Linked DNA regions of Mus musculus: all the other regions are linked to region 1. A link is a loop called in an ENCODE intact Hi-C map of the cell type or tissue named here. Cell type or tissue: heart. All regions are shown on one strand.

Region 1 (4,000 bases):
AAAGCAACAAAACATATATTTTCTGTGGATTAAAACAAACAACAACCAAAAAAAAGAGGAAAGAAAGAGAAAAAAAGTAGATAAGAATTTTTCTTCAACAATTTTGATTTTCTAGAAATTCTTTTTTCTCACCTATCCTGGTTACTTTAATAGTCAACTTCAGAGTCATTTGAGAAAAGAGGCCTTAAATGAGGAATGCCTTTGATAAGCTGAAAGTATGCAGGAATTTTCTAGAGGACTTGTCTTAATGGTCAATTGATATTGGGGACCCAGAATACTGTGAGCAGCATAATTCCCTAGGCTGGTGGTCCTGATATGTGTAAAAAATCTGTGCATGAGCCTGTGAGTAAACCCGCAAACAACATTCTTCCATGATTTCTACTTCAAGTTCTGACTTCAGTTTCTGCCTGGAATTACTTCGGTGATGTATTTTAAAGTACGAGACGAATTAAACCCTTTTCTTTTCTATACTGCTTTTGATCATTGTTTTATCACAGCAGCAGAAAGGAAACAAAAGCATCACTTTCGTAAGAAGGGTGTTTAATTAATCATTTTCAACAGAAATTATCATTTACAATCTGGCAGAGAACTTTTATAATAGTTGGCATTATCATCATGAAAAAATGAGAAATAAATTAATTTTAACATACTAATTGTACTTACTTGTTAGTAATTTCATATGCTAACTATTCTCCAGAGGCTGGCCGCACCTTCATGGATGAGGTAATTATCTGAAGTCCATGGCTATCATCAACTTTCTGTCATGTTAATTTATCAGCTGTGGTGATTACTATTGATAGAATGTATGTTCCTTCTGACCTCAACCTCCCATTATGCCTTTCTTTCTATAATATAAGCATGATTTTCAATATGAATGCTTACACTGTGAATAGTATACGTCCATTACCCTTTAGCAACATTGTCAAAGTTATATCTTCCTAATCATTTCTTTTACTGTGAAATCGGTTGACTCTACAGGAAACATCTTCACAGTCTGAATTAAATGTGTGAACAACAGCTCTTTCTCTTTACTACAGAAATAGCTAGAGGGTGGACAGGAAACATTTGGCAAAATGTCTTTCTCAGGTCACACAACACAAACGGAAGGAAGCTATGTTCTCACTGAAAATGCCATTCCTCAAATGACTTATGTCTCAGAAAATGTGACCAATGCACTAAATAAACATAGATAGACATATATTTTCATTAATGATCACATACCTCCCAAATTTTTATTACGTGGCTGGTAGAGAACTCAACTAACAATATGGCTAATTCTATCCATCATGGATGTATTTAAGTAAGGTGCTCTCTAAGCACCTCCACTGTAGGTAGTTCAAGGTCACAAATCTCAGATTTCATAGCCATTAAAGCAAGACTTGTACCAGGAAGACCTTAAGATGGGGGGGTGGGGGGAATCAGATATTATGTTAACAGTGGTATAATTACTTTAGCACGATTATTAAATGTTTCGTGGTTATATTTTTAAAGATTAATTTTCAATAATTTCTTATTTTAGGACCATTAAGAACTCATAGGCAATGAGAGGGAATGATTGACATTTTCTGTCAGAGGTAAATTTAAAATGGGCTGTTGCGCCATCTGCTGGCAGTTCTAAAGCCATCCAATTGAGAAGCTAATCTCGTTCACATTTTTAACAGCGTGTTTCATTTTTACCCCTGCTCTCTCTCTCTCTCTGGCAAGGCTTTCAAAAATGCTTTCTGAACCTCATGTAAGGTGAGCATAAATGCCAATAACTATGATTCTTTAAAAAATAATGTGAAGTTGTGAGCTTTACATCACATGCATTATTCGTCTTTTCACGTGTTTTAATGAGGTACAGAATTTTTCTTTTTTAAACGCATACCACTTTGGATTTTTTGGTATAAAAAAATGGATCATTTGGACGCTGACAACTAGTATTTAAAATGGAACCTCCCACCCCCAACTCAAGTCTCACTCCAGGAAGCTAAAAGCTGCAAAATGAAGCGGCTTCCCTGGCTACAATCATCTAACCATACTTTTTCCCATAGGCATGCTAACAGAGTCTTTCCCAAAATGACACTTTGTGATGTGTCATACATATGCATGATTCCATCCTGCCAAGGAGCAGGAAGCAACGCAAGTGCTTTTCTGAAAGGGATGATTTGAGTCAAAGTTGTGATGAATACAAGTACATTAATGAACAAAGAACAAAGGAAATTCCTTTCCATAAAAAAAAAAAAAAAAGAATGCATTTTTTTGGTATAACATCAAAGAGATAATTAAAAAGCATAGTTCTTTATTTGACATTGTGCATCTCTTTGAACTGTCAGGATACACAGGGAATGGTGTTTTGTGTCTATGGAAAGGGAGAAGAAATGTGTCTCTTTTAGGGTAAATAAAAGGGGCACATAGTTTTGGTGACTTTAAATAATTCTAATATTGAAAAAACATACCCTTATTCTCCCATTACCAATCACTGAAAATAAACAGCAAGTTTTGGGGAAGGTCCACTTCATCAAGTTTGCAGAATTGCTACCTCAGAACATGTTCCACGGTCAGCTGAAAGTGACTTGAGAAGAGTAAAGATATCGATAAATTCTGGAATCAAAAATCTGTCCTTGAATTAGGACACAGAGGACAATTCTACAAATGTTACATAACCATATGCAGTGTTTGGAAACAATCATGAAACTAAACAGCTAAACTGCTGATATACACTGTGGTCATGACTGTAAGCAAATTTTTTTTTTAAATGAATCCTTATTTAATACATCCCATGAAGAATGGCTAACAGGTCCATGACAGAGCTTTGTGAAAACAGTTAAGGATCTTCATGAGAATGGGAGCCTTGGGAGTTGAAACTCCCTCTGAGACCTGGACCATTGGTGATGTCTTTACAAGGATGGCAAGGCTATGCTTCAGAAAATGCAAATCCCTTTTAGCTTCTATGAAATACTTCATTAGTATGAATATAGTGGTGCAGTTTGGATTGCCAACCCCAATCCCATCATTTCCTTTGTCTCCACACTCCCTTCCATCTACCTCTACTTAGAAACAGTAGTACATTGGTACATGGATATAAAATAAAGCAATAATTATCAGTCACAAATAAATTCACTACAGGAACCCCCTGAATATGATGTATATTCCCTTCTGGGGCTAAATACCATTTTGTTTCTGAAGTCAACAACAATAACCAAATAACCCAGTGCTTCCAAAAACTAACAAATACTCATTTCCATTTCTCCAGCTCTAGTTGAGTGGCTGGGTTGACTATGTTCCTCTTTTGGTTGCTTTCGAGTTTATATGAATTTAATGGGTGGGGTAAATATTTACAGTCAAGCATGAGTGTATCCACAGGACAATCACCTTGGCCCAGATCTCAAGAGGTTTAACATATTAAGGCTGACCAGGGAAAACAATCAAAATATCAATAAGGGCGCAATCAAATCCTGCTAAGGGCTATAGAAGCCATGTCTATTAAAAAAGTCAGTGAACAGGAAGACACTGGAAACCCATCAGATAACCCAGTTAATCTTTTTTATTCTCACATAGCATGAAACCAAAGGGAATTTTCAAGAACCAATCTAAGTGTGGACAAATTATAAAATGCTAAATAAAATTTTAAATACAAATTTACTATAGTCAAACATGCAAAGACATAAATTTATCAGCGATAATATTTTTATTCAAAATGTAATCACACTGATCCTTTGGAATCTGTTCTTATGTTGACTTAAAAATAATAGTCAACTTTATAGTGTACAGAAATCCCCTTTAAAATCCTCCCCATTCAAATATCATTCCCACTTTCTCAGTTCTATCTTTAAGGTCACTGACTGACAATGTGACCACAGAGACTCAGAATTATGCTTGCTAGATGTTTACATCTTTCTTTCAAAAATGAGGGAGGGAGTAATACACCTCAGGCTTTACATTATTTTTAAGTTTATTTCAAAATTAGCAGATCATTATATATATATATATATACATATATATATATATATATATATAT
Region 2 (4,000 bases), 590 kb before region 1:
TTTAAAATTACATATTCTTACATAGAAATATTTACTATTAAATATATAACAGTAAGTACCCATTATCATATTATGCAATTAAAACTACTTGCTACTTACCTTTAAAAAAAGGAATAAGAAAAAAACACACTCTCAAATGAAGTGGATCTTCCTGACTAGGATACCTTTGTTAAGGATGAATATAAGAGTAAGTGTCCAAGAAATATGAACGTATGCATTTTTATATTACACAAAAATTTTCTATCATGTGTCAATCAATATATGTGGTCAGAAATAGAAAAAAAAAAAAACAACGGAAATCACAATTGTAAGAACATAATAAGACCAGTGTGTGATGGGACAGAGGGAATTCAAAAAATTTGGGGGCATTCAATCTGGTTTCTCGGAAAGAACTTTCTAAACACCAGGCATTCGGTGCTAACACCAGGCAGTTGGGTATCCCAGCTTCCTACCACACATGTGTTCAAATATCAACTCTACCCTTTACTTACCTTCAGATCTGCTAGAAAGCCAAGTCCCCAGATGTGTCTTCTGTGGAGGAAAATAATGGTAACACCCTAATTCTGAAATCTGTAGAAGATGCATGCAGAAAGCCTGAAACAAACTCTCAAAACCTGAAGAGAGATCATGAAACAGTGCTGAGTACTCGGGACTAGGAAAGACAGCACACCTAATTGTGGTCAACTCTTGACACAGCAGTGCGGGACTTCTTCATGCCCTACTCCTAGGTCAGATCAGGAGAATGTTCCCTAGAGAATTGTATCAGGTCACTGAAGAGTTCTGTCTAAAACTAAAGGTTCTGTTTTCTGCCCCCATTCTCTCCTCAGTGCTGTCTGATTCAATTTAAGAGTAGTGGCAACCATTACTGTCTTCGGACAAAAGTGAATGAGTGGGGCTTGTTTTGCCCACCGCTATGCCCTTCAACTCAGCTGATGTTGTGGGCCACAGGATGCCGAAGCATCTTTAATCTTACAAGAAGTTTGGAATACAGATTTCAAACAGCAATATACCCTGCCGGCCTCTGACATCCTGTGGCTGGCTGACTCATTTGGTTCCTTTTAATTCATGACTGCTTCCAAGTTTTTACAATGCTCTGCAGCCTACAAAACAGGGCCACGTGCAGTAGTTTTTCTTTGGATCTTAAAAACGAATCCAAGTTTATTAGGATAGTCTCTGGGTTTGATCCCCAATATTGTAAAATACAAGGGAAAGTACAAACAAAAATACTGTTTTGAAACCTGCCAGTTGCATTTTCTGTGGCTAGCAAGCAGAAAGCTTATGAGGTAGGATCTGGCTGCATCTTCAAACCTTTCACTGTCCACAGCATTTGATTCTTTTCAGTGGTTTGCTCTCGAAAGTTCTTATTTATGTTAGCTGCATCCTCAATTTATTTTGTGGTCTGAACACTAACCACTGAAGACAGCCTGTGGCCATTGTCTGCTGAACTGTGCAGAACAATCCACTAAATGAAATCCTGTTATTTTAAGAAGTCAAGGCCCATAATTCTCCTGGCATTTTTTCACACAGTTAATGTTGCCAAGACCCTGGGCATTGTTGAGTATAAGCTGCCATGATAGTCATGCCAAACTCTGCTTGCCTTTTCCATCATAGCCAATTTTTAATCCACTCTCTTCTGCTAGTGTAGATGTTCTTTTGGGTTTTTTTTCTTATACAAGTGAGAAAATTCTGGAGTCTCTCAAAGTACAAGACGAAATACCTCCCTTTCCTACTTTAAGAAAGCTAATGCATAAACACTTTTAAAGTATTATTCCTTGTGAATCCACTAAACCTAGTGAGGTTGTCTTTCACTTCTACAACTACACAAACTAATAAGTATTGGACAAAAGTGCACAACATTTCCATGAGGAGTAAAAATAGACCCATTACTTTCTTTCTCCTGATTCTGTATTTCCTTTGTCACTAGTAGTTTATCTGAGTTCACTGTTATCCTGGGTATTCATGACAGTTTATTAATTTTGGAAATACAATTTAACTATTACAAACTACTAGACAGATCTTTAAATATTTGTCAGCTATTTATTATTGATTTTACAATTTCTTCTAGGTTTATACAAATCTAATTAGATTCGTTCTGTCTCTTACATTAATATATTATTATGCCAACCACAGTTGTCACTAGCAAATGGGATTAGTGATTTATGTTGAATTTATATTTTACAGAGAAATCATTGGTCTTTTATGATTTCTTCACCAATATAATCAAATTAAAAAATAAAGCCAAGGCAAACCAATAAGCTAATGTAAAATGCTGAGCATTAATTTGTTTTCTATCACTATAACAGATAATCAAGTTATAAAGTGAAAGGGTTTATTGTGGCTTAGAGTCTGAGATTTTAGCTCATGATTGATTAGGCCCATTTCTTGGGGCCAGGATTAACATAACTTGAAGTTGGTAGAAGAACAAAATTATGCCCTGGAAATTAAAGAGAGAAGAAAAGATCTGGGTCCCAATACATAACCAAAGATGAACCTCTAAGTCTGAGACCTCCATTCTTTTTACATCACCTAATGTTTTCACTCACCCCCAAGAGCACCAAGGTGGACATCAAGGCTTTAGCAAGAAGGTCTTCTAGGAGCAGTCATAGCCAACTATATTTTCCAAAGGGTCTTATAATGTACGACAAGCTACTTAACTCAGTGCCATTTTCTTCACTCATATTTAGAAAACAAAAGTACAAATCTGAACAAAATTGATAACCCAGAGAACCATGTGATTTATCAAATCATCTCCTTGAAAATGGCTCCATATTTCCCTAGGCTGTGTACTCATACAGTAAATCATTGATTGCTAATTACTACCATAAGCACAATCCACAATCTCAAACATTTCATTTAAAAATATCTAACATGGGAAGCTCAAAGACTTGCATTGTGAAAGTGGCTGCTCCAGCCTCCTGAGTTTTACAATTAACATTGTTATCTGTCCCTTCTTCTTATCTATTTTGTTCATTCTTCTGTCCATAATTCAAGCTATTACGAGTGCAGTTTATGAAGCAGAGTTATCTAGTTTTCCATCCATAAAAGCTTGGGGAGCAGTGCATTTAGACAGGGAAAGCACATTAGTACAGTGGCTGGTACATCCCACTACACTGACAACATTAGGGTCTCATGTAGATGCTAATATGTTCCAATAACTGGCACAAAGAAAAGGAGCTCAGCTATGATAACAGTCGTGGCTGTTGTGTATGTTTAAACAATTGAATCATGTTATTCAACAAACTTCAGCCTGGGCACAAGGCAGACATTTTGTTCACAAGTCCCCAGTCTTCATGGCCACATAATCCTAGGCAGTGCAAGGTGCCAGGCTGGTGTTACCAATGGGTCAGAGTATAACCTGTCACCTTGACACAGCCATTCAAGATAGAGTAAACTAACTTCCTAAATACCCCAATAATTCTTCAAAGTGTTTTCATCAGTGACTCCTTATTAGTAATAAGATACAAACTCAATGAGTTTTGGACTCATGGCACTCAATTCCATCACAGGCTTTCTTAGGTGTGCAATTTGTGGAATTCTCTATATGTGTCATAAGAGAACACAAATTCGGCTTTCATTATCATTTTAATGACATCAAGAAATTTGTCAGCCTGGATTTACAGCCTGGAAATATAAACAGTCAGAAAACTTAGTTATCAATGAAAGAATAAAGCAATTCTGGCTAATGTGCCATATCTAGATGGCTGGAAATAAATACATGGTTGTATAGGTGTACAGCAGGAGCACACTGCTGTCTGAGATCCAAGACTAGAAATGAGAAGAATAAGGAGAAGAAATGAAAATCAGGTCCGGTATCACCATTTTCTGAATATTGGATTTTTCTGGCATAAACATTGCTTGAGTTTTGTCAGTGGATAAAAATCTAAACAGCATTAAAATCAATAGATGTCAGTGAACTTGATTTTTAAGTGTTTATTATTTCTTCATTTGTGTGTTTGAGTGCATGAGCACATGTTCATGTGCATGTATATAAGGAGCCCTG
Region 3 (4,000 bases), 930 kb before region 1:
ACCTTCACATAAAACCAGAGACACTGAAACTTATAGAGGAGAAAGTGGGAAGAGCTTTAAACATATGGGCACAGGAGAAAAATTCCTGAATAGAACGCCAATGGCTTGTACTGTAATATAAGAATTAACAAATGGGACCTCATAAAATTGCAAAGCTTCTATAAGGCAAAGGACACTGAAAACAAAAAGGCAACCAAGAGATTGGGAAAAGATCTTTACCAATCCTAAATCTGATATCTAATATATACAAAGAACTCAAGAAGTTAAGACTTCAGAAAACCAAATAACCCTATTTTAAAAATGGGGTACAGAGTTAAACTAAGAATTTTCAACTGAGGATTACTGAATGGCCAAGAAGCACCTAAAAAAATGTTCAGCATCTTTAGTCATCAGGGAAATGCAAGTCAAAGCAACTCTGAGATTCCACCTAATACCCATCAGAATAGCTAAGTTCAAAAATTCAGGTGACAGAAGATGCTGGGGAGGATGTGGAGAAAGAGGGACACTCCTCCATTGCTGGTGGGATTGCAAGCCAATACAACTACTCTGGCAATCAATTTTGCAGTTCCTCAGAAAATCGGACATAGTACTACCAGAGGATCCAGCAATACCACTCCTGGACACAGAAGATGTTCCAACATGTCATAAGGACACATGCTCCACTATGTTCATAGCAGCCTTATTTATAATAGCCAGAAGCTGGAAAGAATCCAGATGTCCCTCAACAGAGGAATGGATACAGAAAATGTGGTATATTTACACAATGGATTACTACCCAGCAATTAAAAACAATGAATTTATGAAATTCTTAGACAAATGGATGTATCTGGAGGATATCATCCTGAGTGAGGTAACCCACACAAAAGAACACACATGGTATGCACTTACTGATAAGTGGATCATTAGCCCAGAAGCTCGGAAAACCCAAGATACAATTCTCAAAACACATGAAACTCAAGGAGAAGGAAGACCAAAGTCTGCATACTTCGGTCCTTCTTAGAAGGTGGAACAAACTACTCATGGAAGGAATTACAGAGACAAAGTGTGGAGCAGAGACTGAAGGAATGACCATCCAGAGACTGACCCACCTGGGGATCCATTCCATAGACAACCACAAAACCCAGACAGTATTGTGGATGCCAACAAGAGCTTGTTGACAGGAGTCTGATATAACTGTCTCCTGAGAGGCTATGTCAGTGCCTAATACAGAAGTGGATCCTCACAGCCATCCATTGGACAGAGCACAGGGAACCCAATGAAGGAGCTAGAGAAAGTATGCAAGGAGCTGAAGGGGTTTGAAGCCCCATAAAAGGAACAACAATATGAATTAACTAGTATCTCCAGAGCTCCCTGGGACTAAACTACCAATTAAAGAAAACACATGGTGGAACTCATGGCTCTAGCTACATATATAGCAGAGGATGGTCTAGTCTGTCATCAATGGGAAAAAAGGGCCTTGGTCTTGTGAAGGTTCTATGCCCAAGTATAGGGGAATGCCAGGGCCAGGAAGCAGGAGTTGGTGGGTTGGTGAGCAGGGGGAGGGGGATGAGGATAGGGGGCTTTTGGAGGGGAAACTAGGAAAGGGGATAACATTTGAAATGTAAATAAGGAAAATATCTAATAAAAAAATAGATTCACGTATAGCCCGAGCAAGAACTTAACTCCCAGTCTCAGTTTATCACAGGTTTACATAACTCCATGATCATCTTTGACTGCATATCAATAACAATGTGGCTCCAACATTTCCAGTAATTTCATTTGCTACATACACTGTGCAGAAAAAAAAATGCTCTCTACTTGGAGTTCTCAACAAGTCTGAGGAAATCAAGTTTGACCATAGAGTAGAATAATGTTCAATTGTCTCTTGTAAAGGTACCTATGCTACTACTTAAGTGCATATTCTCATATTGACCAGATTTATTATAAATTCAAACCACAGTTCAAATCGTAGTTTTTTAAACTGAGAGTTTAAACTCTCAAATTCAGAAACAAGGTATTATTTCCTAAAACTACACTAACTTAGCATGCTAATGGTAGAGATTTCTGTCTGTCTGCTGTGCTGTCACAGCTCTCTAAATGAAGGCCCACAGTAGTTTCTGAATAAAGAACTGGTGAATTACCAACAATGGAAAAGGCAATGATAGGACAGAAGATTATGTGCATGCAGAATCATGCCTTTGTACAACCCAGCTGTGGAATCTTGTTGTGTATTGCCCTGTGGAGAGCTATTTGTCAGGGCTCATTAGTCTTGGGTCATGTTGATTCTACTCATTATTTTTTTCATCCATTCAGATCCGTCTTCTTCTCCCACAAAGCCTCAGAACACCTTATCTCTCTGTAGCAACTCTTCTAGACATTTCCTTTTCTGCAGTGGAAGGAAGCGATTGCATGTGTTCAGACACATTGCCAGTTGCCAAGAAGGTCTATTTCTGGCTCTCTTCATTCATCAGCAGGAAGTACCCAAAGCAGTAGCAGCTAATCAGCATTTCGTGGACATCAACAAGTTTATATCTGCTGATGAGGTCACACTGTTTCACTAGTATTTCATGAACTCAAGGAAATCATGCAAAAATAATAAATACACTCGAAGGAAAGATGTAACATTATAGAATTCATCGGTCACTGGCCATAGGGGCACTCTTAATGGTGAGTAATTCAAATTGTTTCCTGGTTCAGTCTTATCACTCTGAGCCTCTGGTTTTCAAGGAAATAGGGAAACATGGAAAGTTCAGAAAACATTGAAAGAAAAACCAGCCTATTGTTTCAATTCCTTAGGAAAGGAGGCACAAATAAAAAATTTTATTCTTTGATTATCACTTTGGAGGGTTGATTATCAGCATTTTGAAAGTGAAAGCCATGCTCCATCAGAAGAGGATAGCTCATATTCCACTCAGAAAGATAAACCTGTCAGCATACACATCCCCAAGGTATTTGCTTCTTCCCATTCTTCGTGGGGAACTCTTGACAGTTAACAGTCATTGGAGGAAGGAGTATTATTTTCATGAGTGGCATAGCCGGTGACAAATCATTCTTATTGTAGTAAATAAGCTCCTCCCCTTACCCAGGCAGAAACACTCTCATTATTCAGAGTCCCTGAAGAAACTGACAAACAGTCAAAGGAGGCCCTTGTTCCCTCAAGCAGGAGAGGGAGGATGGAAGGAGGGTGCAATTGTGACTGAAAATCCAGGTCTGTGAATCAGTCTGGCAAACAATAAAATAACATAAAGAAGGAAAGGAAAGGTTTTTGTGTTGATATATAAATGGGTGTCAAGTTCTTCTTCTCTGTTTGAAAGAAGACTAGCTGATAAGTCCCTTGTTTTACCAGATTATAGTACTATAGGGAGACATCACTCTTTTCTTTTTCTTTTCTTTTCTTTTCTTTTCTTTTCTTTTCTTTTCTTTTCTTTTCTTTTCTTTCCTTTCCTTTCCTTTCCTTTCCTTTCCTTTTCTTTCTTTCTTTTTTTTTTTCCAAAAAACAAAACTGTGTTTCCTTTCCTTTTATGTGTTTGTGCCAGAAGCATCTGGCTGACTAACCCAGTCTCTGGCTCAGTTTCTTTTTGTTATTGCCCCTTCCTGAGCCTCTTGCTTTTCCAAATGCTGGAAGAAGAAATCCGACTTCCAACATCTGGGCGTATTCCCTCAGCTGTGCAAGGTTTGTGAAACTTATACTTTTTTAAAATCAGACCCAGAGTAATGAAAGCCTTCACATCAGCAGAGCAGAGAGGTCATGGTGGGGACCAGCTCACAACAGATTTTATAGCTGTTGATGCTGCCATGGCAAACACCACAGTCTGGGTAATTCACAAAAATGTCCACCACCTCACAGTTCAGGGTTTGGCAAGCCTACTATGAAGGAGTCACAAGGGATGATTTCTCTTGAGGCCCCCCATTTGGCCTAATAGTTGTCTATGCATTCTCTGGAACGTCTATCTTCTCTGGGGAAATGCTGCAGTTTTAGTCTATTTTTGTAGCAAACCCCTTAGATTGGAATACTTAGTTG
Region 4 (4,000 bases), 1.6 Mb before region 1:
CTCTGACTTTGGTACATAAAACTAAAATGAGTCATCCAAACCTATCTGAATGTTACTATGCTGTGATATGCAGAAAAGACAAAGTTTCTCAAGTGCTTCTGATTTAGTTAATGGTCCTGTATCTGCCTTGTATCTGAGACATTATGATGGTTTTTCTCTGTAATGTTCTCCCCATGAGGTCAAGATTTTAACATGTAATCCAATGTTTGTAGCACCATGCTGAAGGCTAGAAGTTTTTATAGATTGGTACCTGAGTTGTGGAAATAGGTTACTATGGAGATACTCACCACCCTTGATTCTCATCTCATTTCCTCCACTATTTGGTTAGGTATTGTTCTAGCTCAAATTTTTTTGTTGCTATACCAATAACCTAGCCAAAAAAAAAATCACTTAGGGGAAAAAGAGTTTATTTAGTTCACAGTTCCTGGTTACAATCCATCATAAAAAAGAAGGCAAGGTGGCAGGAATTTAAAATAGCTAATCACATCCCATCCACATTCAAGAGCAGAGAAAGTATCAGTGTAAACATGATTCTTCATGCTCAGCACCCTTGCTACACTTACACAGACAGAACCTCCTGGCTATAGCATGGTGCCACCCACTGTAGACTAGGTCTTTCTATATTAATTAATAATTAAGACCCTCATAGACATGCCCACAGGAAAACAGATTTAGAAGATTTCTAATTGAACCTCTCTTCTCAAGTGATTCTAAATTATGTCTACTAGGCAATTAAAACTGTGACAGCCCTCATGTAAAAAAGCGTTTGCCACATGCCACATTGTTATGAAGTGCTTGAGTCCTCTGAAATCCTGAGCAAAAATAAACCCTTACTTTAGGTTGTTTATGTCAGGCTGGAGTGATGACTCAGTGGGTAAAGTGCTTGGTTGCTATATAAACATAAGGACTTGGAATTTAGATCTCTATCACCCATGGAAAGGCCAGGCATAGCAGCACATATTTCCAACCTAATTAGGAGTCAGAGACAAGTGGACTCCAGGAGTTCACTGTTCAGTAAGCTTAGCCAAACATCCAGATCAAGGGTCAGTGAGAGACTTTGTTACCACTCCCTCAAATAAGGTAATGAGTGATAGAGAAAGATAACCAATGTCAACCTCTTTTCTCCAAATGTGCATGCACCACACACATACAGATTTTTATGAAAAGTTGTTTCTGACATATATTGGTCATGATGAGAACAGTTAACTAATGTGAAGGTTAACACATACTTGCTTACCTCATTTCCTGCCTTTCAGGAGTCTTATTCTTATCTTGTTGGATAGAAAGCAGGACATGACTCAATGGTAGTGTGGTTATATTGACTTTAACCTAAGTGCTATGGAGGTAGTCCAAGGCAGAGGAGTAATTCTACTAGAGGAATTATACATATTGGGAAATAGGTAGGACATGAGATATTTCTCAAGTGACATATAATCAACTCCTCAGATGATGTCACTGGATGAGTATTCAGATTTCCCATCAGGGGATGGATCCTACACTCTATATTAAAAAGTAATGTCAAATCCCTGTGGTCTTACTTTCTACTATTCTCAATGCTCCCATGGCTAGATGAAATACCATGGGTAGCCAATAGTAGTAGCGATGTGTCTCTGTGCTTGAACGCTGTTTGAAGACAAACCTTCTTGAAGACTTTGTATGAGCCTCTGCAAGGGAAAGGTCTGGAAAGACAATTATACGCAGTGCATTTCAACCCATATGGCTGAGTCATGTAGAGAAAAGGATCAAGGTCACATTGTGGGGATATCCCGAGGTGCAGGACAAGGAAGTTAAGTCCTCTTCCTTTCACCCAGCTGGCTCATTCCCAAGGCAGAATTGCCAGATGGATGAACTCATACAGATCTAAAAGGAACCATACAAATGGTTGTTTTATTCGCAGTCATCAGATGTCAATTTCACCTCTCCTTATACTTCTGTCTATAGATAATTTGAACCATTTCAGGTGATAAGAGGCCTGTTAAAACCATTATGTTGTTGTTGTTATTGGGGTTTTTGTTTGTGTGTGTAGTGTGTGTATGTGTGTATAAACTGTAACTCATTTATTTTCACAAGACATTACCCATAAATTGTGTATTGAAATCCTATGGGCAAAACTCCCACTAGAATTTGCCTCCCTTGGCAGATGAGTAAGCCGACACATTGCGTGCTAACCTCATAGTTTTCTCTTTATAGAAAAATCAACCCCTTGGGGGAAAGCAGACATCATGCCTCTTGTATCCTCAAATCCTGAGAACTCGTAGGCCTGAACTAAAAGAGCTGGAAGATCCATCTTGAGGAATGTCTATGACCTCTTGGTGTTTGTTCTTTGGCTGTCAGATTTGTAAATACCTCCACAGTCTCACTGATGGAGTGCATCCTGCTTGTTGCTGATTGTGGACTCTGTGTGACAGGCCTGCTGAGAGCTCACTGAGAAGACAGGAATGTGTTAGGGAGTCACATTATACTTAGAACATTACACGTGTCATTGTACCTCAGTCTAAATACAAACTCAGGCTCCTAACTTTATCCAATTTCTACAAATAAATACATTGGTTATTTTTCTCATTCCTCTGACTACAAAACTATACAAAAGCAACTTAAGGGTCAAAAAGATTTATTTTGGCTCATGGTTTCAGAGAGGAAGTTCATCATTGGCAGGAAGGCATGGAAAACTAGTTCAATGGATGTGGGAATGGAGAGCAGAGTACTTCAAACATGGTGAAGCAAGAATCAAAGTATCACCTTTAATGTCTTGTGCTTACCAGATAGGAACAGCACCCAGAGGATCCACAGTCTGTCAAGGAGCATCACCCACTGAGGACCAATCACATGCACCCATTGGAGGCAGTTTGCATTCAAATCATGAAGAGAAGGAAAGCAACACTTTTCTTGGGTTTGGTGACCTTCTAGAAGTTTCACAGGCTCTAAAAAATGAAGTTGTAATCCTACTTATTTCATCTAGCTTGGAGTCTGCCATTTGCACTGGACAGCTCACCTGTCTCATGGACACCACAGCAATTTTGTTTCCTCTGCCTATTAGCCTCAACATCAATCTCTTTCTCATGCCTTCCTGTACATCAAACTCTCTACCTCAGTTACCTTCTTCTCTGGATGGGAATCTAGGTCTACTCCTTATTGTCAATAGCTTGAATCTGCTTTCTCTCCACTTTCTCCCTCATTAACAAGACAATGTGGTCAATATCTCTTTTGCAAGTTATTAAGGAGATGAGATGAATTGCTTCTTATTAACATTGTGTGTACAGTGTTAGTATGTAGTGCCCATGCCCTGGTGTGTATTTGAAGGTTAAAGGACATCTTTGTGAAGTTGATTCTGTGCTTCCATTTTTTCTATGGGTTCCAGAGATTGAATTCAGGCCACAAGGCTTACACAGTAAGAGCTTTTCGAGTCTGAGCCAAGTCCCTAGCCCAAGATGAAATGCTTCTTATAGATTTCTAGTTCCTTCACTCTCCTTACAGAGAAGTGTTATTCCTAAACCTCCTACACATGAGTATCCCCCAATTAACGTATCAAAAGGCATATTGGTGTAAACATAATTCAGATTAACAGCCCAAGGCACACAACTTCTGTTCAAAGAAAACCTTTCCTTCAATATGTGAACTTCAAAGGTTTAGAGGCCTGGAGATTAACTGGCAATAATGAGATGAACAAAAGAGTCAGGATTTATACATGTATTTGAACAACCATTCAATAAATAGGAAATATTGGAAGATAAGCAGCTGAAGGAAGGTGATACTGATTTGTGCTAATTTTTTGAGGTGGTATCATGGTGGGGAAAATATCATGGTTGACTGCTACATGGTAGAAAGAGAGAGCTAAAACCATGTGCTTGTATATCACATGACTCATAAATATAAATATTTTTAATAGAAAGGGGTTTAGCTGTTATTCTCAAGGCCTGAGCCTCCCTTCCCAGGTAATCTATTTCCTGTAATCAGAAAATAGATTCCACAGCTTCCCAATTTCTCATGACAGCACTGCTCC
Region 5 (4,000 bases), 940 kb before region 1:
GGAGCTGAATTTCCAAGAAAAAAATAATGCAAATTTGTGTTAAAGACTTTGCAAGGCTTAGCAACTGATTAAAACTTCCATGACTGTGGAAAGCTGGGGGTTAATATTTCTAGAGCCAAATTGTCTTGGATATTCTTTGCCTTCTTGATAGCTATGTATTGTCTATCTCTGTATTTGACATAACACCCTTGGGACTATTCGGTAAAATCATTTCTAAAATGTTCAAAGATCCTTAGCATCTACCATTCCAAACATCAGGTGATATTGAAAGCCATAAGAGATTTTCCTGTTTTTCTATATCCTACCTACTGCATATTTCCTCCAGTGCATTTGAAAATCTTCCAACTTATCATTTCTATTGATTGATTGATGTAGAAACATCTTGCAACCGTCACCACATTATGACATGTTATTTTGGGTGACCTATATCTGTGTTCCTGGGTCATGGTTACTCATATTTGGCTCCAGAATAAACCATCTTTTATTCCCTTTGAAAAGAGAACTGTTTTGTTGTTGGTTTCTTTTGTTTTGATTTTGTTTCCCAATGACAGGCTTTTCTACTTGTTTGCATGAATGAACTTCTTAGGTTTTACAACTACCCTGGGAGGTAGGTACATTGCTGGTACTTGCTTTTCAAATAAAAACAATTGTCATGTAAAAGACTGGACACTTTCTCTAATCCATAGAGCAGACTGGCCTGAAACTCACAGAAGACAGAGCTGTTCTTCTCCTTTTGGTCACCACTACACACCAGTCATCTGTGACTTTGGGGTGGGCATCTGTTGTCAGTTTCAATTTTAGTGTGCCTTCTTGAAACTTTTTATTTCTTCTTGGACCACAGTGTAGTGAAAATATGCTGACATACCTTGGTTTGAAAACCTAATCATTACAACAGACTGAAGTCATGTAGTCACAATGTAGTTAGGCAGGGATTAGAAATCTCAAGTTGATTTTACAAATATTAACTCTCACTTCACACATGTATGTGCTCAGGTGGATGAAGAGCAGATATTTGGACCAAACATTGTATGGTCAGCACAGGGATAAGCAAAGTTCTACTTGGTTACAGTGTTGCATAATTCATACAGCCCTGTATATCTGTCTGGTGATGGTAATCTGAAGCAGGACCCAGCTGTCAGAGCTCATGATGGAAACCGGGAATATAAAGTAAAGGTTCTGGTAAGTGTGGCTGCCTGGACCTGGGGGTTATGCTGAGTGTCTGTATACAAGGCCCTGGGCTAAACAAGCAAGTGTAAAGCCCAGGATAAGTTCTGCCTCTGATTATGTCTTCTTGCCTAGAAGCTGTTCTCTAAAAAGCTGACATGACTGCGGTCCTTCCTCCTTATGTTGGAGACTGTGCCTTGGACACTGCACACTACACACTCTAGAATGTGGTAATCTAAGAGAGAAACACGGCTTCTAGCCTAGCCCAGAAATCAGAGATTGAATTTGTAGTCATAGCTCTGTAACAGAGAACTCTCAGTGATGAGGATAGGTGGCGTGATAGAATGCTTCTCAGAAACACTGCGCCCATGTCTCCTTTTCTTGAAAATCCCTGTTCTATGTTTTTGAAGACCCATTTATGCATTTATACTTCCATTCAAGGTGGGAATTTTAGACATGTCTGCAGCCTTTGCTTCATTGCATTTCCTGTGCCACAGCAGTGGCCTAGAATCTATATGGACACCAAGCTACAATGCCAAGGCCAACATGATACTACTCAGTATGGACAGGATAGTTCTTTTTCCTTATCTAATTCCTCACCAGAAAATATTTGCCCAACAAAGTACCCAACGAATCTAAAGACAAGTTTACGTGAAACAAGCTTAAATCTTTATTTGTGCAATGTCTTTAATTCCTCCTTATCTTACTGCAGCCTTCCAATCTTCCTTTAAAACTACTTGAAGCAATGTTTAAGAGAAGCTAACTGCAGGATGCCCAGTCACACTCAGAGCAGGAAAGAGTTCTGTGTGGGTTAAAGAGCTGAAGTCATGGTCACATGGGAATGTCAGGAGCAATTAGCTATTCATGGGCGAGACAAGAACGGAATGTCCCTAAATAGAGGAAATGTTATTCTTAGATTTCAACTGAGAGAAGGAATGTGGAAAGTTATTGACAGGGAAGCTTTAGCATGTGTAACAGGCCTTTATTTTAAAATTGCACACACACAGTTACATTGTTCCTACGTGCAGAAAATGAGATAAATATACACATAGATACAGTCAGACAAATGCAGTCACATATACGCAGAGAGATAGACATGTACATACTCCTACAAATACACAGTCACAGCAGACACACAGAGAGACAAAAACACCCAGAGACAGAGCACTCAGTCAAAGGCAAGTGCATAGTCACACACATACACAGTTATTCAAACACACACAGACAGGGAGAAAGACACATAACCCAGAGATACACATCGAGATATGTGTACATGTTTACACACTATGACAGATATACTCACATAAACATACAGATACAACTCAAATGCACAAACACAGACTTACACACAGATACAAACACACACATTATTCCCCCCACCCCCACACACACTTACACACTGTCCTCCTGATTTTTCTTAGCATAAGTATATGTGGGACATTTTGCACACTTATCGTTCTCCTATGATAGAGCAGTGTTATGGAGACTAGGAGATTGGTTACAACTGTCTTCCATTGTTATAACTCTCTGAAATCCTATCTTTATTTGCAATTTCATTAAATTCAATGAGAACAGCCATTTGCTGTTGATAATTCTAGTGCTGATCCTCAAACGTGTTATTTTAAGTGGTTCATATCCTCCATGTGGGCTTTGAAACATCTGTTCAGACCAGAACATATCAGCAAAAAACATATTTTTTCTTTTCTTAGTCTGAGTCCAGATGGCTACATTTATGTACCATGTACCATAAGTTTCAATTATGTACTGTGATTTAATCTATTTTATTTTTATATCCCTAATAAAACTAATTATTTAAGAAAATAAGGACTCCTAATATATTCATAATGGACTGTGGTGAAAATGAAAGTGCCATGTGTGTGAATGTTTTTGCTAAGACGCCATCCTTAAAAAGGATGTTTCACATTTAGTGTTAAAATAAATCAGTGTGTAAAATCCATAATTAAAGAAAAGTTTAAACATTTCCTTTGAATGGACATGCTAAATGTAAACAAAACCAGCTTCACCAGAATTGCACTTTCTAAGAAGAAAATCATTGAAATTACAAGGGAATAATAACTTAATTAAAATATAATGAGTCATTTATCATAGAAATGTAAAATGAAGTAATGTTTCTCTTTAATCACTCTTTAGACCACAGTGGCCAATGTAAATGAGTACAAATGTGGACTTGGAAGTAACATTGCTTCAACAAGGATGGTTAATTCTATTTCAGAAAAATAATGTTCCAAGCCCCACTGGGATACTCTTACTTTCAAAGTAGGATCACTTTGTCAGTCATTCTGTGTGTGTGTGTGTGGGTGTGGGTGTGTGTGTGTGTGTGTGTGTGTGTGTGTGTGTGTGTGTGTGTGTATGTCTATGTTTTTGTGTTCTTGTGTGTGTGTGTGTGTGTGGGTGTGTGTGGGTGTGTGTGTGTGTGTGTCTATGTTTTTGTGTTCTTATGTGTGTGTGTGCTTGCATGTGTGTGCACATGCCCGTGGAGGCCAGACTTTGCTTATGAGTGTCTTCTTTGATAGCTCTCCATGTTATTTAGCAAACGGGGAATTCCTGACTGAGGCTAGTCCAGCCAGCCTATCCCTGGAAATCTCCATCTCTCTCTCCTAAGTGTTAGGACTTCAAACTTCCAAGTATTCTCTTCTTCAATTTTATACAGATCCAAACTCTTATTTTCATGTTTATACAATACCTCTTTTATCCACTGAGCCAGCTCTACATTTTCTGGATCATTAATGAAATCAACATAGACTGTTATATATTTTTTTCTCAGGAATTCACATAATTACAAATAATGCAAATTTCAGTCATGGTCATCATAATA
Region 6 (4,000 bases), 650 kb before region 1:
GAAATAGAACTGCAAGTGTTTGTGGAATACCCAGCTATTATGTCTTTGTAGTACTAGGAGCTACATGCTAGTCATCACGACTGTATAGTAACAACTGAGCCATTTCTCCATCCCTGGTTTTTAATTTTTTTGGGCCAAGGTGTTGTTGCTATGTCATTTTGGCTGGCCTTGGAATTGTATGTCTTATTCCTAATATTTCTGATTGCAAAGATTACAGAAAATACCAACATTCATACCTTAGTAGAAATTTTAAATTTGAGGAAACTTGCTTGAAGTAGGCAGGTTGTTACATGCATTTAAATAGGGGTGAAAGAAAGGATAACAATAGGCTCTCATCCTAAGGATTCCTCTTACATAGAGAAACTCAGGTTGCCACCTGATGATAATACTGCAATTTAACCAGCTAACACTAGGCACCATAAAATGACAGACTCTGCAATTCTATTCCCAACCTCACCAGAGGTCTCAAAATTAATTATTTTTTCTTGCCTGTGTTTGCTACAAGCTTTGGAAGCAACACAGACATTGAGAAATTTTGCAAACTAGCAAAAAGATAGTAAATTAGTGTAGTTCAGCACCAGCCATGCACTTGAGGAGAGTAAAATGTGGTGATTTTGAGGCCACAGTCGCTTAAGCTTGGTGCTCAGGGGCGTTGGTTAAAAGAGCTTATTAAGAAATTGTATGATGATGACTGCCGTGTCCATGCAGAGAAGAATAAGAACACTCTACTTGCTCGGTTGAATATGAGTCAAGCATATGCTTGCTCCAGTGGATATAGAAATGTCTGTGAAGGATAAATTATTTTATATGCTTTGGCTTTTAAGTAACTCCTATGGTTTTCTGTCCTGCAATCTGTCTCTTACACACACTGCTTAATGATTACATGCCTTTAGCTTTTTGCCAGGGAGCAAAATGAAAAGGAAAATAATTCCAATCATCAATCAAAGAGCCAATGAGTCAGCAGTGACAAGTCCAGTGCTCAAATCTCACATGAGAACTATCACATGCCTGTGCTGTGGATATAGACCTAAAACTGACATTCTTCTTTAACGTGTGAAGCCCTGGGTTTGATCTTCAGTGCCGTAAAATAGAGAAATGAACTAATATCACAAAGTCTTCATTCTGTGTCAGTATAACCCACACGTTTCTTCCTTAGGGTAACTATTAGAACAACCCAGTGTTGCTAGGACACTGATGGATGGGAGTGTGCTATGAATATGCCGTTAAAAAAAAATCAACATTCAGACAATAAAATATGCAAAAAATCAAACACAATTTGACTCTGTAATTATGATTGCTAACCATACTTGGTTCAAATAGATGTTTTTGTGTGATTATGTTTGGAGGTAAAAATATATAAATGTAAATACATGTATATACACATGCATATTTACACATATAAGTGCATATATGTTTTCACTTTTTTGTTTTATATTCAATTTGTAGATGGCATAAATATACATAAACACTAACTAGAGATGACTCTGACACTAAGCCCCCAATGGATATTAATCATTTATTTTTGTTCTGGTTTTGAGAATTGAATGGAATAAGTTTTAGCCCTATTTTTGAAAACAGCTAGAACTATTCTAGAGAGAAGTTTGCAAGTGGAGGGAAGAGATGACCTAATGCTTTGTCCCCTCTAAGTCTTTTGTTGTGCATTTCCTGAATTTTTGTAAGTTTGGCACTTACAATTTTGGATCCTGAACAATTACTCAGGAGGGACCTGCCAGGGCCTGCCTCACTAAAAGAACACAAACAGATCCAGGAAGTGACTTGGAGCTGTGAATCAAGCTAGCTACTGTCTGTGTCTTTGTTCTTCCTGAAGCTCGGGAACACATGGAATGGTGAGAATCAGAGGCTGACATTAAACACTGGCAAAATCTTTTTTAAAGAAAGATGCTTTGCTTCCACGAACTCATATAAGTATTTTGATATAAAGGAAGGGGGTGTCACAGAGAAGAATTGATGTAACCAAAACAAATTTTGCTTGAAAAATGCCTAATTTGATACCTAAGATATTGCATGATAATTTTAAAAAATGCATGTCACAGAGTGATTCTTGTCAGGGTGTATTAGACAACATAGTGAATTTCAAAGTTAAATATTAATTTTAGTTTCTGGTTTTGCTGCTCAGGATTTCCATTCAGCATTTGTAGAATTTCAGAGTGTGCTTTATGCCAGCAGATAAAAAGGGTAGCTAGGGTTCCTTAGAGGGTTAACAGTTCCTGACCATGGCAGCACAAATGTCATGCCTAAGAACCATAATTTGATCATTTATATTTCATGTAATGTTAGAAATTTGTATTTTTGTGTGAAAAAAATAATAGAGGCATGGAAAACAGACTAGATGTGTAGCTCAGTCGGTAGCATGAGCACCTAGCAAGCACACAATTCTGGGTTCAGTTCCCAACACCACATACAACTGTGCATGGTGGTAAAGCCTTCCATCGCAGCACTTTGAGGATGGAGGCAGGAGATCAAAAGCTTGAGATCATCCTCAGCTATACAGCAAGCTCAGGGCCAGGCTTAGCTCCTGTCTCAGGACTTAAAAGAAATGTAGGAGGATAATATGAAGGCAGACAAAAGATTAAAAGTTCTGAAATAACACATTCTTCCCTCTTACAGATAACAAATGCCTCACATTTGTCTTGTCACTCTTTTTATATTTTGGGGTAACTTCATTTGTACCTATTCAAAAATCTTCAAGGGTATTTTTTCTATTGTCTCATTTAAGGAATGTGACTCATGCAGCATATTCTGCTTTGTAAGTACTTGGTCGTCAATATTGTACACAACACTTTCTATTTCCAGGACAGACATTGCTTTACTGTGACAACAGAATTATTTACCTGGGTTCAAAAACCAGTGTTGGTGGTACAGGGTCTCTTTGATATCATTTTATGAGCCTGCATAATGGATTCTTTAGTGGCTGGGCAATCATACTTCCAGTTTAAAGCCAGTGGGTCCAGCCGCTGCTGTCCACACAAATGCCTCATGCCTCTGAAAGCAGTAGCTATCCCAGTTTCAGTCTGCAAAGAAGATTACCAGCCAGTTCTGGAAGGTTATGCAGCAACCACAGAGGCAGAGGGATCCCATTGAACTTGTACAGCAATTGATACCGCAGCTGCAAAGTAAACCCAGCAGAAGCGATGAGCCCACTGGCAGTTGCATACATGTAAACTCTCAAAAATAGCATTGTTGGAAATTAATGGCCTTTATGCATTGCCCCACTTTTTTTTCTACAAAAATCAGAGCATTGGGGAAGAAGAAGATGATATTTTAATGTGTTGATATAACATATAGCAAAGAATTAAGTGTCCTTAAAGGGAAACACAGGCCTGTATACCAGAGTGATAACCAAAGAGAAGCAGTGGACTGAGGACCCCTGCAGCGTCTGTCCTGCCTCACTCAGCAAGGATAGTTCTGGTACAGATGGCGGCAGCTTGTATGCTCTACAGCTCTCATGGAGACTGTCTCCCTGTGACAATACTGTTTACCCACCTTCTAAATCCCTGCCTCACTTCTGCTGCTTTAAACCCATTCCCTTTCTCCTGTTTTCTGGGTTATGTCTTTCTCTTCAGTTGCTAAACCCCCAACTCTCTTGAGAAAACAAAACAAAAATCTCGCTCTCATGTTACACATCAAAAAAAAAAAGTCTGTTTCTTCGCTCGTTGTCTCTTTTATCTTTCCTTGTTTTCTGTTCTCATTTCTAGAAGTTGCCATTTGAGCATATTTTACAGGTGTTAGATATTCCTTTAAACAAGATTTCATCTGTGTCTTTTAAGTCATTTCCCTCTAATGTGGCTTCTTTTCTTCTTCCCCTTCTGCTTCGTTTACTTGTTCTCTTTTGACGTTAAGTTTGAGGCTTCCCTCAAATATCTGCAAATGAGATTATTTGGAAAGACTCCGTGTTTGTCTTGAACTTTATTGGATACTAGCAAATTGTTCTCCCGGGAAACTTCATGTCAGGAGCAGAAAATGAGCATTCTTGTGACCG
Region 7 (4,000 bases), 100 kb before region 1:
CTGGTTAGGTCTGTCAGCAGATGAGAACATATGCACCATGGATCATGCATGGAACTTGCTGAACATAGTCTAAGAGCTGAATCTTACAAATTAATGACATAAGAAAATAAATGATTTAATAAGCAAAAGTCATATTAAAGCCACCAAGGTACGTTTTCTCATTCAAAACAAGAATTAGGCTATTTTATTCCTGATGAAATGATAGTATGTGACCAAAACAGTCAAAGACAAAGGAAGGGCAAAGTTCCTTTTAATTAACTGAAGTTGTCTTTCAGATATAAATGCATACAGAAAGCCACTCTATGATGTATGTATTAATGATGATACAAGTGGTTGCATTTAAAACCCATAATCTGAGGATTGCCCTCTCTGGCTCTGTGAATACTGAAATATTATTTCTACAATTGGGTTCAATGCCCAACATACGTTAAATGGTGCAAGGTGGTATCATGTCTCTAATCCTCACAAAAGAGAAATAGCACATAGAGGATTAAAAGGTGAAGACCAACCTCAATAGGCCAGCCTGGATGGCATGAGATCCTTTCTAGGCAAAGTAAACATACAGTACTAGTTACTGTAACACCTTCTTCCAATACTTGCTATTTTTTTTCCTTCAACTTTCTGAAAAGCTACTGTTCTTGAGAAGGAACAAGAAAGAGCTGTATATGCAGGTTCATAATGCTGGCTCCATTAACCACTCTACTCTATAAGCACAATGAAGTTAGACTTTCTCCAAAGCACCCCTTTGGCTTCTTGGGGTGTATATGGCCCCCGAGGGCTTTGTTTTAGTTCTGGTCTTGTGACTCACAGGTTCAACATGACATTCTCCTTATTCTGCTCCTGTCTTTGCTGTTTACAGAACAGCAATGAACACCTCTCCTGTTCCCAGCCTGAGTTAGCTCCAAGAATCTCATACTCTTCTTTATCTGTTCTTGGCTGACACATGGATTATCTCTTGTGTCAGCTGCAGTTGCCAGTGTGCCTTGGCAATGTGAACTAAGCTGAATTCATATGACTCTGAGAATAGAGTTGGCTTGAACTCCCTATTACCAAGGTTGCATCACAATCCAGTATATTCATACGCCTGAATGATCTGAGCACTGTTGAAGAATCAAATCCCATTTCCTTGTAATATACTGGCCTTCTATCCAGTCTCCACTTCTATCTATAAAACCACGTGTAGAAACACATGTTCACATAAACGTATATTGGTTTTGATTAAATGTTTATTCAACCGCCACCGTGTCTTATAGCTACCTATCATTCAGAAAAGAAAATGATTTCACAATTGTAAAGTGCTACCTGGTAGGTTGTCTCTATGCCTTTTCTTCAATGTTCCTTAATTTGTCACAGAAGAGTTTTGACTGAAAACTTTAAAATGTTTATTTAATTTTAAAAGCAGTCTAAATAAAACCATTTTGAATAATTTAAAGCATGTTTGGCATAAGAATGACACAAATAGGCATTAAAAAAAAATAACCCTCAGGCACCTGCATATGACCTCAACTATGCTATTTTTCCCTCCTTGCATTTATGACTTCTATCAGCATTTCCCAGATTTTCCTCTTCCTGTAAACATGAGCTGCCAGACCATTTAAGGAAGTTAACTCAGAGCTGACTCTCCCAGGATCCTTGTTTTCAGAAGAAAAAGGCAAATCCTTTGCCCTAGTTGCCCCTGCCCCCACTCCACTCCACCCCACTCCACCCCACCCCACCCCGCATACCAAATCCAAATAGCTCTTGGGACAGGACAAACCCACTGTAAGAAGTAAACACTTAACAGGAAGTCTCACATAGCAACAGTCTCCAGGCACTAGAGGCATGAGTCATGCTGAGCACGCGGACCACAGCGCCTCTCCAGGGTTTACCAAGCTCTGACTCAAGAGTGGAGTCCAATTACAGAGACATTTCACAGGGCTCAGCACACTGGTGATGTCAGCTGATCCAGTTACAGTTGGGGGATCAGCAGGATTCAAACAAGAGGAGTGTTCATTCAGAGTTCCAGTCAGAGATTCCAGAGGCCCTGCCAAGTAAATGGAGGTTGCAATGAAAAAGCCACCTATAATAGAAAGTACTGGAAGTCCCGCTTAGCTGTTGCCTCAGGAGCAAACGGATCCCTGTCATTATGCGATTTGTCACTTCAGGGTAGTGTAGGGAACACCAGACTAGGTTTCACTGACTTCTTGGCTTTCTTGACATCTATGTGTTAAAAGATCTGCTGGAGGAAAGGGTCTATTTTTACTCATCATTGCTTCTCCATCTGTTTGCTATTTTCTATAAACAGAGATTAGCGTCCTGCGCGTGAGCCTATTTTAATCAGCGAACTAGCAGAGCCAAAGAGTAACAGGACGATATGAACATTCTGTTTCACAACAGAGCTTGCAATTCCTGAAGGACCTTCAAGCTATTCAAAAGAGGACAGCTTTAAAAACAATAACCGTGAAGGAGCATTACATCAACTTTAATGAATACATTTAATGAGTAATACATATATATCAAGCACAAATATATATATATATATATATATATATATATATATATATATGTGTGTGTGTGTGTGTGTGTGTGTGTGTGTGTGTGTGTGTATGTGTATACACATGCACAGACACACACACATATACACACACACAATCTTAGGAAAAATATTCTCAAAAAATTCTTACCATACTTTTTTGTTCTGTTCTCTTTCTATATGCTTTAAGAGCAATTTATGAATAAAAGCCCACAATAATACTGTGCTGAACACAGACTGATCTCACATTCTTAAATAAAGATACTTGTGTTATGTGTTCTTAAGATGTCCATACAAAAACCCAGAAGAAAAGGTATCTCAAAGTAGAAGGATTGCTGAAAGGGAAATACAAAGTCTTGTGGAAAGTACATAAAAATTGCTGAAATGTAACAACTGGCACTGTGGGTAAAGTGAAGTGACTTTTGCAGAAACATCTTCACCACCACACACATGAGTGAGCATCTAGAACCCTGCTAAATCATCATCTTTCTAATGGATGAGTGTGTAATGTGTAACTGGTGGGTTTTGTTAAGAACATAAGAAACGAATGTTGTTCTCTCTTGCGTAAGTGATGTCCTGTGTCTAGAAATGTCAGTGTTTAGCCTTAAGTGCTAAAGCTCTGTTTCTTTTTTTTATAATTAGGTATTTTCCTCGTTTACATTTTCAATGCTATCCCAAAGGTCCCCCATACCCACCCCCCCAATCCCCTACCCACCCACTCCCCCTTTTTGGCCCTGGCGTTCCCCTGTACTGGGGCATATAAAGTTTGCAAGTCCAATGGGCCTCTATTTGCAGTGGTGGCCGACTAGGCCATCTTTTGATACATATGCAGCTAAAGACAAGAGCTCCCGGGTACTGGTTAGTTCATATTGTTGTTCCACCTATAGGGTTGCAGTTCCCTTTAGCTCCTTGGGTAATTTCTCTAGCTCCTCCATTGGGGGCCGTGGGACCCATCCAATAGCTGACTGTGATCATCCACTTCTGTGTTTGCTAGACCCCGGCATAGTCTCACAAGAGAGAGCTATATCTGGGTCCTTTCAGCAAAATCTTGCTAGTGTATGCAATGGTGTCAGCGTTTGGAAGCTGATTATGGGATGGATCCCTGCATATGGCAATCACTAGATGGTCCATCCTTTCGTCACAGCTCCAAATTTTGTCTCTGTAACTCCTTCCATGGGTGTTTTGTTCCCATTTCTAAGAAAGGGTAAAGTGTCCACACTTTGGTCTTCGTTCTTCTTGAATTTCATTTGTTTGGCAAGTTGTATCTTATATCTTGGGTATCCTAAGTTTCTGGGCTAATATCCACTTATCAGTGAGTACATATTGTGTGAGTTCCTTTGTGATTGGGTTACTTCACTCAGGATGATACCCTCCAGGTCCATCCATTTGCCTAGGAATTTCATAAATTCATTTTTTTAAATAGCTGAGTAGTACTCCATTGTGTAAATGTACCACATTTTCTGTATCCATTCCTCTGTTGAGGGGCAT

The links. A loop is a pair of places that touch in the nucleus more often than their neighbours do. Peaks named below come from ENCODE experiments on the same cell type or tissue, not always from the same donor. Only the 100,000 strongest peaks of a DNase experiment are listed, where the experiment ranks them.
Region 2: it touches region 1 in a loop (4-fold over the local background); 2 of 42 quality-filtered maps call a loop at or near these places.
Region 3: it touches region 1 in a loop (5-fold over the local background); 5 of 42 quality-filtered maps call a loop at or near these places.
Region 4: it touches region 1 in a loop (2.2-fold over the local background); 2 of 42 quality-filtered maps call a loop at or near these places.
Region 5: it touches region 1 in a loop (4-fold over the local background); 5 of 42 quality-filtered maps call a loop at or near these places.
Region 6: a loop joins it to region 1, with 4 times the contacts of the local background. A loop is called at or near these places in 5 of 42 quality-filtered maps.
Region 7: a loop joins it to region 1, with 5 times the contacts of the local background. A loop is called at or near these places in 10 of 42 quality-filtered maps.

The regions. Positions count from the first base shown.
Region 1 is chr13:4,664,580-4,668,579 of GRCm38, reverse strand. No RefSeq gene overlaps it. Among named protein-coding and RNA genes, the nearest start is that of Akr1e1, 57 kb to the right of the region's middle. In heart, a CTCF peak has its summit at 1,605 (motif pointing left); no DNase peak of the experiment used is centred here.
Region 2 is chr13:5,255,545-5,259,544 of GRCm38, reverse strand. Gm40659 (a long non-coding RNA gene) reads right to left here and starts at 743. Exons shown (of 3, transcript XR_873108.1): 1 at 492-743. In heart, no CTCF peak of the experiment used is centred here; no DNase peak of the experiment used is centred here.
Region 3 is chr13:5,591,068-5,595,067 of GRCm38, reverse strand. No RefSeq gene overlaps it. Among named protein-coding and RNA genes, the nearest start is that of Gm40661, 40 kb to the right of the region's middle. In heart, no CTCF peak of the experiment used is centred here; a DNase peak (open chromatin) is centred at 2,407.
Region 4 is chr13:6,253,272-6,257,271 of GRCm38, reverse strand. No RefSeq gene overlaps it. Among named protein-coding and RNA genes, the nearest start is that of Gm35615, 34 kb to the left of the region's middle. In heart, no CTCF peak of the experiment used is centred here; a DNase peak (open chromatin) is centred at 1,761.
Region 5 is chr13:5,602,416-5,606,415 of GRCm38, reverse strand. No RefSeq gene overlaps it. Among named protein-coding and RNA genes, the nearest start is that of Gm40661, 51 kb to the right of the region's middle. In heart, no CTCF peak of the experiment used is centred here; a DNase peak (open chromatin) is centred at 1,985; H3K27ac peaks cover 1,749 bases.
Region 6 is chr13:5,312,914-5,316,913 of GRCm38, reverse strand. No RefSeq gene overlaps it. Among named protein-coding and RNA genes, the nearest start is that of Gm40659, 56 kb to the right of the region's middle. In heart, no CTCF peak of the experiment used is centred here; a DNase peak (open chromatin) is centred at 1,753.
Region 7 is chr13:4,769,490-4,773,489 of GRCm38, reverse strand. No RefSeq gene overlaps it. Among named protein-coding and RNA genes, the nearest start is that of Gm40658, 46 kb to the right of the region's middle. In heart, a CTCF peak has its summit at 1,856; DNase peaks (open chromatin) are centred at 919 and 1,839; H3K4me3 peaks cover 853 bases; H3K27ac peaks cover 1,580 bases.